Regions from separate parts of the Mus musculus genome. Here regions 2 and 3 are each linked to region 1. Evidence: chromatin contacts called from ENCODE POLR2A ChIA-PET data. All regions are on one chromosome and are shown on one strand. Each heading gives the region's core, a stretch centred on a gene start or an enhancer-like site at or near the end of the contact. The rest is flanking DNA. Distances are from core to core; before and after follow the strand shown. Region 1 holds the start of Arhgap29 (Rho GTPase activating protein 29). Region 2 overlaps Abca4 (ATP-binding cassette, sub-family A (ABC1), member 4). Region 3 has its middle 11 kb from the start of Abca4.

What was found. ChIA-PET counts read pairs that join two places held with the same protein, here RNA polymerase II (POLR2A).
Region 2: POLR2A ChIA-PET joins it to region 1 with 30 read pairs in Patski. The contact joins the enhancer-like site here to the promoter of Arhgap29 in region 1. POLR2A ChIA-PET finds 5 or more read pairs at or near these places in 2 of 5 experiments (Patski and embryonic stem cell).
Region 3: POLR2A ChIA-PET joins it to region 1 with 21 read pairs in Patski. The contact joins the enhancer-like site here to the promoter of Arhgap29 in region 1. POLR2A ChIA-PET finds 5 or more read pairs at or near these places in 3 of 5 experiments (Patski and embryonic stem cell).

Annotation. Positions count from the first base shown.
Region 1 is chr3:121,966,149-121,969,768 of GRCm38, reverse strand. Arhgap29 (Rho GTPase activating protein 29) reads right to left here and starts at 1,963. Exons shown (of 23, transcript NM_001356524.1): 1 at 1,812-1,963.
Region 2 is chr3:122,086,295-122,089,914 of GRCm38, reverse strand. It overlaps Abca4 (ATP-binding cassette, sub-family A (ABC1), member 4), which reads right to left. Exons shown (of 50, transcript NM_007378.1): 10 at 3,240-3,356; 11 at 2,424-2,621. Among named protein-coding and RNA genes, the nearest start is that of Gm40138, 38 kb to the left of the region's middle. Within about 2 kb of position 1,599, at least 1 of the 3 ENCODE cell types and tissues checked has a DNase peak (open chromatin) inside an H3K27ac peak, as active enhancers do.
Region 3 is chr3:122,031,452-122,035,071 of GRCm38, reverse strand. No RefSeq gene overlaps it. Among named protein-coding and RNA genes, the nearest start is that of Abca4, 11 kb to the left of the region's middle. Within about 2 kb of position 1,876, at least 1 of the 3 ENCODE cell types and tissues checked has a DNase peak (open chromatin) inside an H3K27ac peak, as active enhancers do.

The DNA of each region.
Region 1 (3,620 bases), core at 714-3,213:
ATTGTTTTTAAGCAGATTTAAATAATAAACAAGCTGTGGCTTCATAAGTCTGCAGATTGTAAACAAGAAATATAGGGCTGGAACCAGTTCCAGAAGCTTAACTAATTTCATGGAAACCCGAATATGCTTCCAAGTGAAGTTTGAACTGTGCAAACAGGCTGCTGAGTGAAATATTTGGGAAACTAATTCTCATCTCTTCCAACTCCAAGCCATAAATATTAAGAACTGTATTATCTATTTCTTAAAGAATTTTATAGAAAGTAGAAAATGAATATACAAAAGCAACTCTAACCTCTAAATTATATGTGCTTTACAAATGTGGACTCAGAGCTCAGTGGGAAAGTGCTAAAAGGCCGGCAAGAGGCCCTCGGGCCAACCGACCAGCAGGAGAGAAAAAACCCAAAACATTCATATAGATTTCCTAAACTCTCAGATGGGGACTTTTCCAAGACTTCAGCAGTTTGTGTCAATCAAATGTCCCCTCACACAGTCCATAATGTATATGACAGAAGCAGAGAGCTAACTGGGATGTAAAACTTCCCAAAATATCTGCACTTTAGTTCTTTCTTATAGTTCAAAATTGCATGATTTCAGAAATCTGTTATTTCAGCATAATTTCTGAGTTTGTGAGAATCTATTAAAAGACACTGGGAAAAAAAGCTCACACAGGAATCAAGTGTAAAGGTCTTTAACTACACTTTTAAAAAACACTCTACAAAAACAGAACGGGAGCATGTCGGGAACAGCTTTATCCTTAACAACGTCTAAAGTAAGATATACAACACACATTTCATTCCTGTGCAGTCTGAACCCAGCAGGATAACTAAAAAAGAAAGAAAAAGGAAAAGGAAAAAGAGGGAGAAAAAGCTGCCCTGCCCCCCACGCCTCCAGAATGTCTAGCATTCCTGGCAAGGAGGGCTCGCCTCTGATCAGCCAAAACCACCCAATGCCAAAGCGCACGTTCCCTATGCCTGACTTCATGCATACAGAGGAAAGGAGAGAAACGAAAAAGGCCAGCCAACATCGATAGTGTCAGACAAAAGACTCAACTAACAAGAGATAGTCACAGAGGCCTTAACAGGTAACAATCCTGTCTCCAAAAATTTGTTTGGTGTGTTATCTCTCAAAGGTGAAAAACCGATAAGGAGAGACTGTCATCGGCCACTAGAATTCTACCTTCAAAATTCCAGGTCTTGAGCACATGCATCCATAAATGTTTTAAAATTAAAACCATCAAACCTCCAAACATATTCAAAACAAAATGAGAACACACCAAGACACTGAGAGTGTGCTCAAACAAAAATATTCTCTAAACACAAAACATAGAAGACAACAATATGCACGATGGGACTCCTAAAATACTTTGGGACTGAGCACCCCATCTGGAGCGAGAATTGCTGGCGGGGTTGGCGGGAGCACACTGCTCCAGAGCAAAAAGCACGGATTCTGGGGCAAGGGCGCATAGGATTAAGCCTTGATACTGTCAATTACTACTTTGGGCAGATTTTTCACCTCAGCTTCCCTGTTTGAGAAATGAGTTCAAGGGTCATGGAGCTGTCCTGAGAATTAAAGGAGTTACAAATTGGGAAGTTTCAGTACTCGGTAGGTAAATACGAGCTAACTGGCAGCTTTACTTAGAATACCATCTGCTCACCCCTGCAGGTCCTTAACTCACAGTCCAGTTCCTAAGCTTAGCGAGGACTAAGAGCACCGAGAACTAGCCGCACATTCGGACCCAGACTCGATAGCAACTCAGGGGAACCCCAACTCAGCAGCCTCGGTGGAAACGAGCACCACCGCCCCTCACTCACCGTGGGGCTCCATCCTGTATCCCCCGTGCCGACTTCAGATGAACGCCCACAGCCTGGCGGCGGCGGCTCGTGCCGCCTAGGGCTCAAACTTGCTGCCTCCATCCTCCATGCCGGGCCGAGCCAGCACTGCTGTGAGGCAGCTGGGGCAGAGGTGCTCCGCCCTGGCCCCACCTCTGCCCCGCCCCAGCCCACCCCCTGGGGCTCAGCCCATTGGCTCAAACTCGCAGGGGCGGGGACAGAGCGCAGAGAAGGTAGAGGAGCCCGGGGTGTGGTAGTCTGTCAGCAGCTTCTGGTCTGACAGGGTCTCCTCACAGAAGACATTGCTTAGGAAAAGTCACCTTAGAACTGGATTTGCTAATAGGCATTCTTGGGTGGTGTATTTCCTGGACCACTTTCATCTTCTGTCACCAAATCCCGAAATGATACGAGCTGAAGACGAAGGCTCCACTCAGGTAACATGCAACAAGGCCTACCTAGCCCTAATTCCAAAAGAATTAACTACATCGAAACCAGACAACCATTCAGCCCCTTATAAAGGGCAGAATTTTCCACCAAGGCCCGTGTTTGGTCAACTGCCTTTTCAAACTCACCTCAGGATATATGAAGGAATGGTTTAAAAAGCAGCAGGTCCCTCGAAATACAAGGACTCTTGAATTCAACACAGAAAGCTAAGCTAGAGAAAAACATGGGGAGGGTGCCTGTGGGAACAGTATAGAGACAGAAAAATGGCCACCTGTGGGAGGAAAAGGATCCAGGGCAGTGTGAGGGGAGGTGAAAGAACGGGCAGCAAACCCCAAGAGAGAAACAAGCAAAGAAAGAAGAGAGTAGGACCCAAGGAGACCAGAAAATAAGACAGAAATACTGTAGGCCCAACAAGTGAGGCATTGAATCAGGAGAAATTTCTGAAAAACAGACACTTAAATTTTCCAATTATTACCAGAAAAACAGCCCCCTTAGTGTAACTTGAAAGGATAAATATGGAATTGCTTGGTTACTTTAGCTCTACAGTGGATTTTTAAGATTCATACAAATATATCCCTTCTGCCCTCAAACACAAAATACCAAATTTGCGCTCCAAATATTCAGGAACCTCTCAAAACCAGACTACTTTTAATTGCATTCGGGGAAAAAAAGTAGCAAAGACTTTTAGCATGGAAACTGATGTTTGAACTTTTAAAGCAAGCTACTAAGAGGAAAGGCATCCTCAAGAATAAAGGGGGTGAGAGTACGACTACAGTTAGAAACACACATTTGGGGGGAAATGGTAAGAAGTGGCTGCTTCAAGTGGTTCTTAGCTGCTCACACCCCCATTAAGTTATTTAAAAATATGTCAATTCTCTTTTTATACATCTGCCATTCCATTTAATAAAGAAAACTGAGTTGAAGTTGGTGGCACATTTCTGTAGTCCTACAATTTAGGAGATAGAGGCAGATGGATCAAGATTCCAAAGCCAGTCTCAGCTACCCAATGAGTTCCAGGCCAGCCTAAGGCTACACAAGAGTCTATCTCACTGAGCTCCCAGCCACCACCGATCACTCCCATCCAACTAATATAAAAGAAGATTGTGTTCTGATTAAAATGGATCTGATTATGTCACTTAACAAATAAGATGAACAAGTAACTGATAGAGAGAAAGGGGCATGAGGAGCTGGGAGAGAGACAAAGAAAAGTGTAAGGACAAAGACAATTATGGAGAGGAGGGTGAGGGAAGGACAGAGACAGATAATGAAAGCTGAGAAGGAATCGGAGATAAAAAGCTACAGTAGGAAGACTACTTACAGCTAAGGGAAAAGTGGAGGACACCTCGA
Region 2 (3,620 bases), core at 350-2,849, 120 kb before region 1:
GGAAGAAAGGAATTTTTCATACACAATACAAAGTCAAGTCAAAGACAAGAGTTATTCTTCCTATACCTCACAAAACCATTGCTGAGAACCAGTATAGGAGCAAATCAGCTCTCTGGCAGACCCATACCCATGCGCAGGCTCTGTCTGCCTAAGATTAAGACAACGGGGCAGCGGTAGCAATGGTGGGCCTGGGGATGGGGGCTTAACTGCAAGAAAGGAAGAGATCAATTGGTCACTGTAAATGCCCCAGATCTGTAAGTATACGTGCAGTACCAGGGCAATCAAGGGGACTTCTGAGTCAGCTGGTCTGGGTTGGTGCTCAGAATATGTTTTAGAAAAAGCATCCAAGGTCATTATTGTCTTCAGGTAAGATGGGGATTGCTTCAACTCGGGTGCTTCGGCCACCATGCTTCGTACTAGCTAAGAAGATGCCTCAGGAGCGTGTGCAGTGATGTCAGCGTCAGGGTTCTAGAGAAGGAGGGTCTAGGGAATGCCGTGGCCCCGGGGCAGCGGGAGTCCTCAAGAGCAGCCAAGAACACAGAGCCAGGCCTTTTCTCACCAGTGAGTTATTCTGAGGACTCACCATCTGGGACAGAAGAGCTCATTCCTAGAGGCCTCGGATTAACTCCCTTTCCAGTTTCTAGAAGAAACTTCAGCCTCCTAATGGCCTTAGTTTTTTGGAGGCTGAGGCCCAGCCCATTGGGTGCGATCAACCTTTAGGTGTGAAAATCTTGGAGGCTGTGAGGTTGAGCTCTGAAGATGACTAAAATGTGCCCACTAATGCCAGGTAACCCATCTTGACGGTCAAGCCCGAGATGGACACACAGACAGCTTATTCCTACTTGAACTTGAAAAGGAGCCTGAAGGGTCTGAGGGGAGGGCTGCAGATCATGAAGGAATGAATTTCCAAGCCTGTGAGACAGCAGAAGGAAGACCTGAGGGCAAAGTCTCAAATTGCAGATGTGTAGGACTGAAGAGACTCAGCAGCTCTGTGGTGGGGCACTTGCTTGGCCTGTATGAGGCCCTGGGTTCTACCCCCAGTACCACAAAGAAAACAAACAAGAATGAACAGGTAGATGGTAGCAAAAGAAAAAGTCACTATAGGCTTGAGCAGACACACATTTCATCTTCTTTTGGGACAATGCCTCCCTCACTTCATAGGAATCTTGCTTAAAGTCCCCCACAGTGGCATGTGTTCCAGGCCTCCCAGTCAGAACTACTCCCCTCCCCAGGCATTAAGACCCAGAAGTCTGATAGAGGGAGTGGGGCGTGGGAGGAGGCCCTTTGGGGGTATTGCTTATGCTGTGAGAAAGGCGTTCCCCTCCTTCTGTGGAATTTTCTGGTGCAAGGATGAGTGCTGAGGGCTGTCAGCAGCTGAGGCATTACCAATGGAGAGAAACAGGCTGGATGCTTCTGCGTTGAGTCATTCGGGCTTTAAACATTTGAGTGATGCAAGCAGATGTGTGTTTGGAATGTGATGCTGGTGTCTGCGTGGAGGGATGCCTGGATTAACACAGCGCAAACCCTGGAATCCAGGGAGAAAGCTGCTCAGACAGGCTGGTACAAGGCCTCAAGCCCTCCAGAGCCCAGAGAGCAAGATGTAGAGTTGAGAGATAATTGGGAGGTCGAAAACAGACAGAGCACCGTGACTGGGCGTGGCAGGGGAAGAAAGAGGTCATCAGGGCTGGCTCTGAATTCAGGCACACCCAAATTTGGACTCTGTTTGGTACTCCTAATGGCTGTGGGATCTTATTCAACCTCTTTAAGCCTTGGCTTCTATGTCTATGTACTGGCAGCGATAACACTACATGCTCTATGGGATTGCTGGGGGACGAGATAAGGCATGTGGATACAAAAACATGCAGCACAGAAGTGGCACCATGTAATACTCGGTCTAGAACCACTCTCTCTGACAGTGAAAGAGAAAGGAAAATTAAAGATGAAGTTCTTGGCTTAAGAATCTGAAAAGGCTACTGAAATTAATTGGCACTAGAAGTGCAGGAATTTACTAGGAAAGGAGAACATGAGTTTATTTTTTGACACATGCTGAATCTGACATGCCCTTAAGACTTTGGAGTAAGGGTGTCCAGTAATCGACGAGACTCAGACTCAAGGTTTGGTGGATACTGGCCAACAGAAGGTCATTGGAACAATGGCAGACAGGAGATATCTAGGAATGGATGTGTGCTGAAAGGGAAAAGGAGAGAGCCAGAGGAGTCATGAAGTTAGCGAGAGGTGAGGACAATTGCATGCAAGTCTAGAAGAGAAGATGCTGTCAGATGGCCGTGGACCCTTATGTCTATGTGGGAAGGATGAAAGACTGAATCCAACACCAGCTGACTGGCTAACAGGTCTCTAGCCTCACCCATGACGTTATCTTTAAGAGGCTCACTATGGTCCTCAGGAGGATTGCTGTCTCTTACCTCCAGGTATTGATTAGCCAAGCGTAGGAATCGGTCAGTGATGTTGAATATGTCCCTCCAGTCAAAGCTGGTCATATCATCAGCCTGCTTCTCTTGGGGACCGTTAGAGAAGAAGTTTAATACGGCTTCGGTGGTAATGCCTTCTTCTCCGAGCTGCCTATTTATGAAGTCTTTGACGGTTGGGTGCTGCAGGGTGTCCTTGGGAAGAAGAACATTATGTCTCAGAAATTAAGAATTCCACAGGCTCTTTGGCCTTAGTCTCAGATCATGTCAGATTTTTAATGATTACTGATTGAGACGTGAAGGCTCACTAAACAAGCCAGGAGGCTTGAACTTCTATTGTCTTATTCTAACACAAAGGCTTCTATGTAGAGGAGAGGCAAGGCAGAGTATGGGAGAAGTATTGCTGAGCATGTAAAAATAACATAGAAGATTTCCTTTTTATGGCCTTCTGCTTTGTTCTCATTTTAATTGCCTTGCTATTGAGAGCTCTTGCCTCTTGAGCTTTACAAAATTGCAAATGAGGCCAGACAGACAAAAGTGACCATCTTAGCAGTATAGAGCTGGCCTTTTGAGGAGACACCTCTTTGAACCTGAGGCCTTCAAGAGAATTCATGGGAAAAATACTGACCTTGTGGCAACTTTTAAATTGTCCCACAGAATTTAAGAAGCCTATTCCCCACTCAACACCAGAGATGCCACTTGGTGACATTTCCAGGCTAGTGCTTGAGGTTCTGTCGCTATAGCTTGGCCTGGCTGAAGTTGGAATGAACTATCTCTACGGCCCTCCCCATCCTATGTTGTGAGCATCCTTACTCGGATCACGGTCATCTGTGTGCTCTTCTCAAAGAAGTACCAGATCTGGGGCCCCACTTCCTCCCAGGCTTTTACCAACTTCCTAACTCGATCCAGTTCTTCAAAAGTTGAGTTGGCCTAAAATAGACACACAGAAACAAACAGAAGAAATTGTAAGAACCTTTGCTTCTGTCTTTTAGCCCTCACCATAAACCTTTAAGGTGTTATATTAAGGCAAAGCTCTTTCTCCTCCTCCTCTTCCTCTTTATAATAATAATAATAATAATAATAATAATAAATAGTAACTTAATATTTTAAGTATATGGGTGTTTTGTCTTTATGTATGCCTATATACCACACGTGAGCTGCCATGTGGGTTCTGGGAATCGAACACTGGTCCTC
Region 3 (3,620 bases), core at 627-3,126, 65 kb before region 1:
TCTCAGCTAAGATGTTCGTTCAGACATCTCTAATAAAGAACCGTCTGTCTACAGTGTGGTCCAAGGGGCAAATTCTTCAGTCTACCACTCTTCTTCCCCAACGCTCCAGCCCTGTCATTTGTAGTAAAATCACAGAGAAAGATGGTGGCTATTCAGTTCATCTTGATCATTTAACCGATAATCAGAACCAACTACTCTGGTCGTCTCCCATTGCCATTCTCTTTTCTTTCTTTCTTTCTTTCTTTCTTTCTTTCTTTCTTTCTTTCTTTGGTTTTCAAGACAAGGTTTCTCTGTGTAGCCCTGGCTGTCCTGGAACTCACTCTTTAGACCAGGCTGGCTTCGAACTCAGAAATCCACCTGCCTCTGCCTCCCAAGTGCTAGGATTAAAGGTGTCCGCCACCACTGCCCGGCCCATTTGCCATTCTTTCTGGTCCAGGATAACTGAACCTTTGCAGAGAGCTGCTGGCCCTTGGGAGGTGAGGCCTAGTGATAGGTCAGACTATTCCCCTCTGTTGCCTGTTGCCAGCCCCCCAAAGGCTCCCTGTGCACTTTGGCCATTTTCGTACAGACCCAGTTATTTCTCTGGAATTTTGTGTCAGTAGAAACAGGCTGGCTCTCAGATCACACTAACCCGAGGAAAACAATCCAGCTGGAAAGAAACCAGAAATGTCAGCTACCTTTGGAAAACTCTTCCTGGGTTTCAGGAGGTAGCACCTTAGAGGAGATGTATTTCCCAGGGTGAGGAACTCCTCTTTGGCTGGCAGGGTAAAGCTAAACCAAGGCGTTATCACAAACGAGGGGGCGGCTTGATATCCCCCAGAGCATGTTATTTGTTCATTCCAAAACTATTTAGTTTTGCTAGCTTGACATTCAGAAAAGACGAAGAGCCCAAAGGTCTTACATTTTCTGGGTATTACACACATAACGGAGAAGTTGCCAGATAAGCATTTTAAGGGCCTGTGGAGGAGGGGTGGTTCGAAGAAGAGCATTGGTCTGGGCTGTTATCACTAAGCATAGCCTGGAAACCCTAAGCACCACTCTTCTAGGGTCAGAAGAGCCCTGAATGGGCATCAGAGGGGTGGGAAATGTGGTGGGGATGGGGCTGTAGGCAAGTGTGGGAGTCCCTAAACTCAGCTGTAGTTGGGCACCAAGGGTCGTACATTCTAAAAGGCTCTGGCTAGAAGCTAGCAACACCAGCAAACGACACAATGAACACAGAAAGCCATTCTAGTGCCAGGAAATAATTTGTGAGAATCAGAGCACCAGACAAATTCAGAACAATTTCTTTTTAATGATCCTCTTAACATGAATGAGATAAACAAGCTAATCTTGGGAGACAAAGGCAGGCAAAGAAAAAAAAAAAAAAAACCCTTACAGGCAAATGGCAGCCTCTGCCCTGGGGAATTTATGTTCCGGAAGTTGGAAAGTGACATTTCCATAGACTCAGGACTTGCAGGTGCCCGCCTGACTTTCACTAACAGATATCAACAGTGACTTCTCCACGGCTTTCCCACTAATGACGACCAGAGACCACAAGGGCTGTCTGCTTTTCAGCAACCATCTGACCTTGAGCTTGGGACAACAGAAGGGAACCGGAAAGTCCCGAGGCAGCTTTCTGTGAGCCAGAGCAGACGGTGTGGGAAACTATGTCTGTGGTTCCTGCCTGCTCAGCCTGACAAAGAAAGAGTGTGATTTGTTTTCAGATTCCTTCCATTAAATGTGTCAAGAGGGAGAAACTGGCTCTCTAGAGAGAACTTGATTTCCACGCAGCCTTCCCCCCTTCTTCCTTAGTGACTCACTGGCCCTGATCCTGTCTCTTTCTCGATTATTCCTTGAGGCCCGGAAGCAGAAGAGAGAAGAGATTGAGAAGCGGAGCTGCAAGTTGTGTGTCAGCCTTGGCCCCACCATGGACTCCTCCCCGACTCTGCCCCACTGAAAACGTCACATGGTTATTTTAGCAAATGGACGTTCAGGTAGACCCCCGTTCCAGCCCTTATCCCAGGAGCCCCCACGAGTAACATATGAGAAGCTTCTCTGTTCCTTTCTTAAAACTAACTTATGGGGCTGGAGAGATGGCTCAGCGGTTAAGCGCACTGACTGCTCTTCCGAAGGTCCCGAGTTCAAATCCCAGCAACCACATGGTGGCTCACAACCCTCCATAATGATACCTGATGCCATTTTATGGAGTGTCTGGAGTCAGCTACGGTGTACTTAAGAAATAATAAATAAAACTTAGGGGGGAAAAAACCCTAACTTATATAAAAGTGCTATTCTTGGGGCTGGGGTGTAGCTGTAACGCACAGTAGTACACAGCTTTAATCCCAACACTCAGGAGGAAAGCGCAGGAGGGTCAAAATTCAAGGTCATCTGCAGCTGCATAGTTCCAGCCAGCTTAGTATAGATAAAACCCAGTCCTTAAAACAAAAGAGTGGGGTTTTTTTTTTTGTTTTTGTTTGTTTGTTTGTTTGAGACAGGGTTTCTTTCTCTGTGCAGCTCTGTCTGTTTTGGAACACTCTCTGTAGACCAGGCTAACCTTAAACTCGGAGATCTGTCTGGCTCTGATTCCTGAGAGATGGGATTAAAAATGTGTGCCATCACTGCCCTACTGAAAAGTCTTATTCTTGATACTACTGGTTGTTTCTACTAAAACGAGGAGGGAGCTGTCTCTGGTGAACCAGAAACTCCTCAAGAAAGCTGGAGAAGGATCCTATCCTAATCAAAGATGCTCATTTTTTCTCTGAAGTGCTGTTGAAGTTGCTGAAATCTGTGTGGAGAAAGATTGGGCATGTCTACAGTCTACCAGAGTAAAAGGCTACACCGCTTTCACAGCCAGAGAAGGCCCCAGCAAGTTCCCAGCAACATCCTAAGAGGCCTGAAGTGAAGACCATGGAAGACCAAAACCCAAGCTATAAAAACCAATAGCTAGCCGGGCGTGGTGGTGCACGCCTTTAATCCCAGCACTCAGGAGGCAGAGGCAGGCGGACTTCTGAGTTCTTGGCCAGCCTGGTCTACAGAGTGAGTTCCAGGACAGCCAGGGCTATACAGAGAAACTCTGTCTCAAACAACCAAAAAAAACCAAAAAACAAAAAACAAAAAAACAAAAACCCAACAGCCACTACAACAACAAACCTCACTTCAGCAGCCAAGAAGCTACCAGTGAAAACAAAGGGGCCAACGTGAGGACTAGATAGACGGTAAAGCTGTCACAAACCATTCTCGGAGCCCTCTGCACTTCTTCTGTAGGATAGGAGGTCAGGGATTTTCAAGGCAAACTTTGACATTTCAAAGTGAAACTGGGGCCCTTGGGGAACAGGGTAGCTTGGCAGACTTCTCTCCTTGACGCAGAGTAAAATACAAAAATCGAAGATGTGGTTCAAATTGCTTTCCTTGTTGGTTGGTTCATCGACTAGAGTGCGGGATAGGACTGCAGGGTATGGACCTGGGGGAGATGTCCATAGGCCTTAGGCCACCCCTGCTGTTATAGAGAAGTAAGGGGCTCAGTAGAGAACGGTCAGAGGCAGCTTTGAGGACCCTGTGTCTGCAGTCTGCTCTGACCATGCTTCTAGTGTCACTGGCTTTCCACATTGACTTTCTCTGCTCTATCAAACACCTAACTTTAC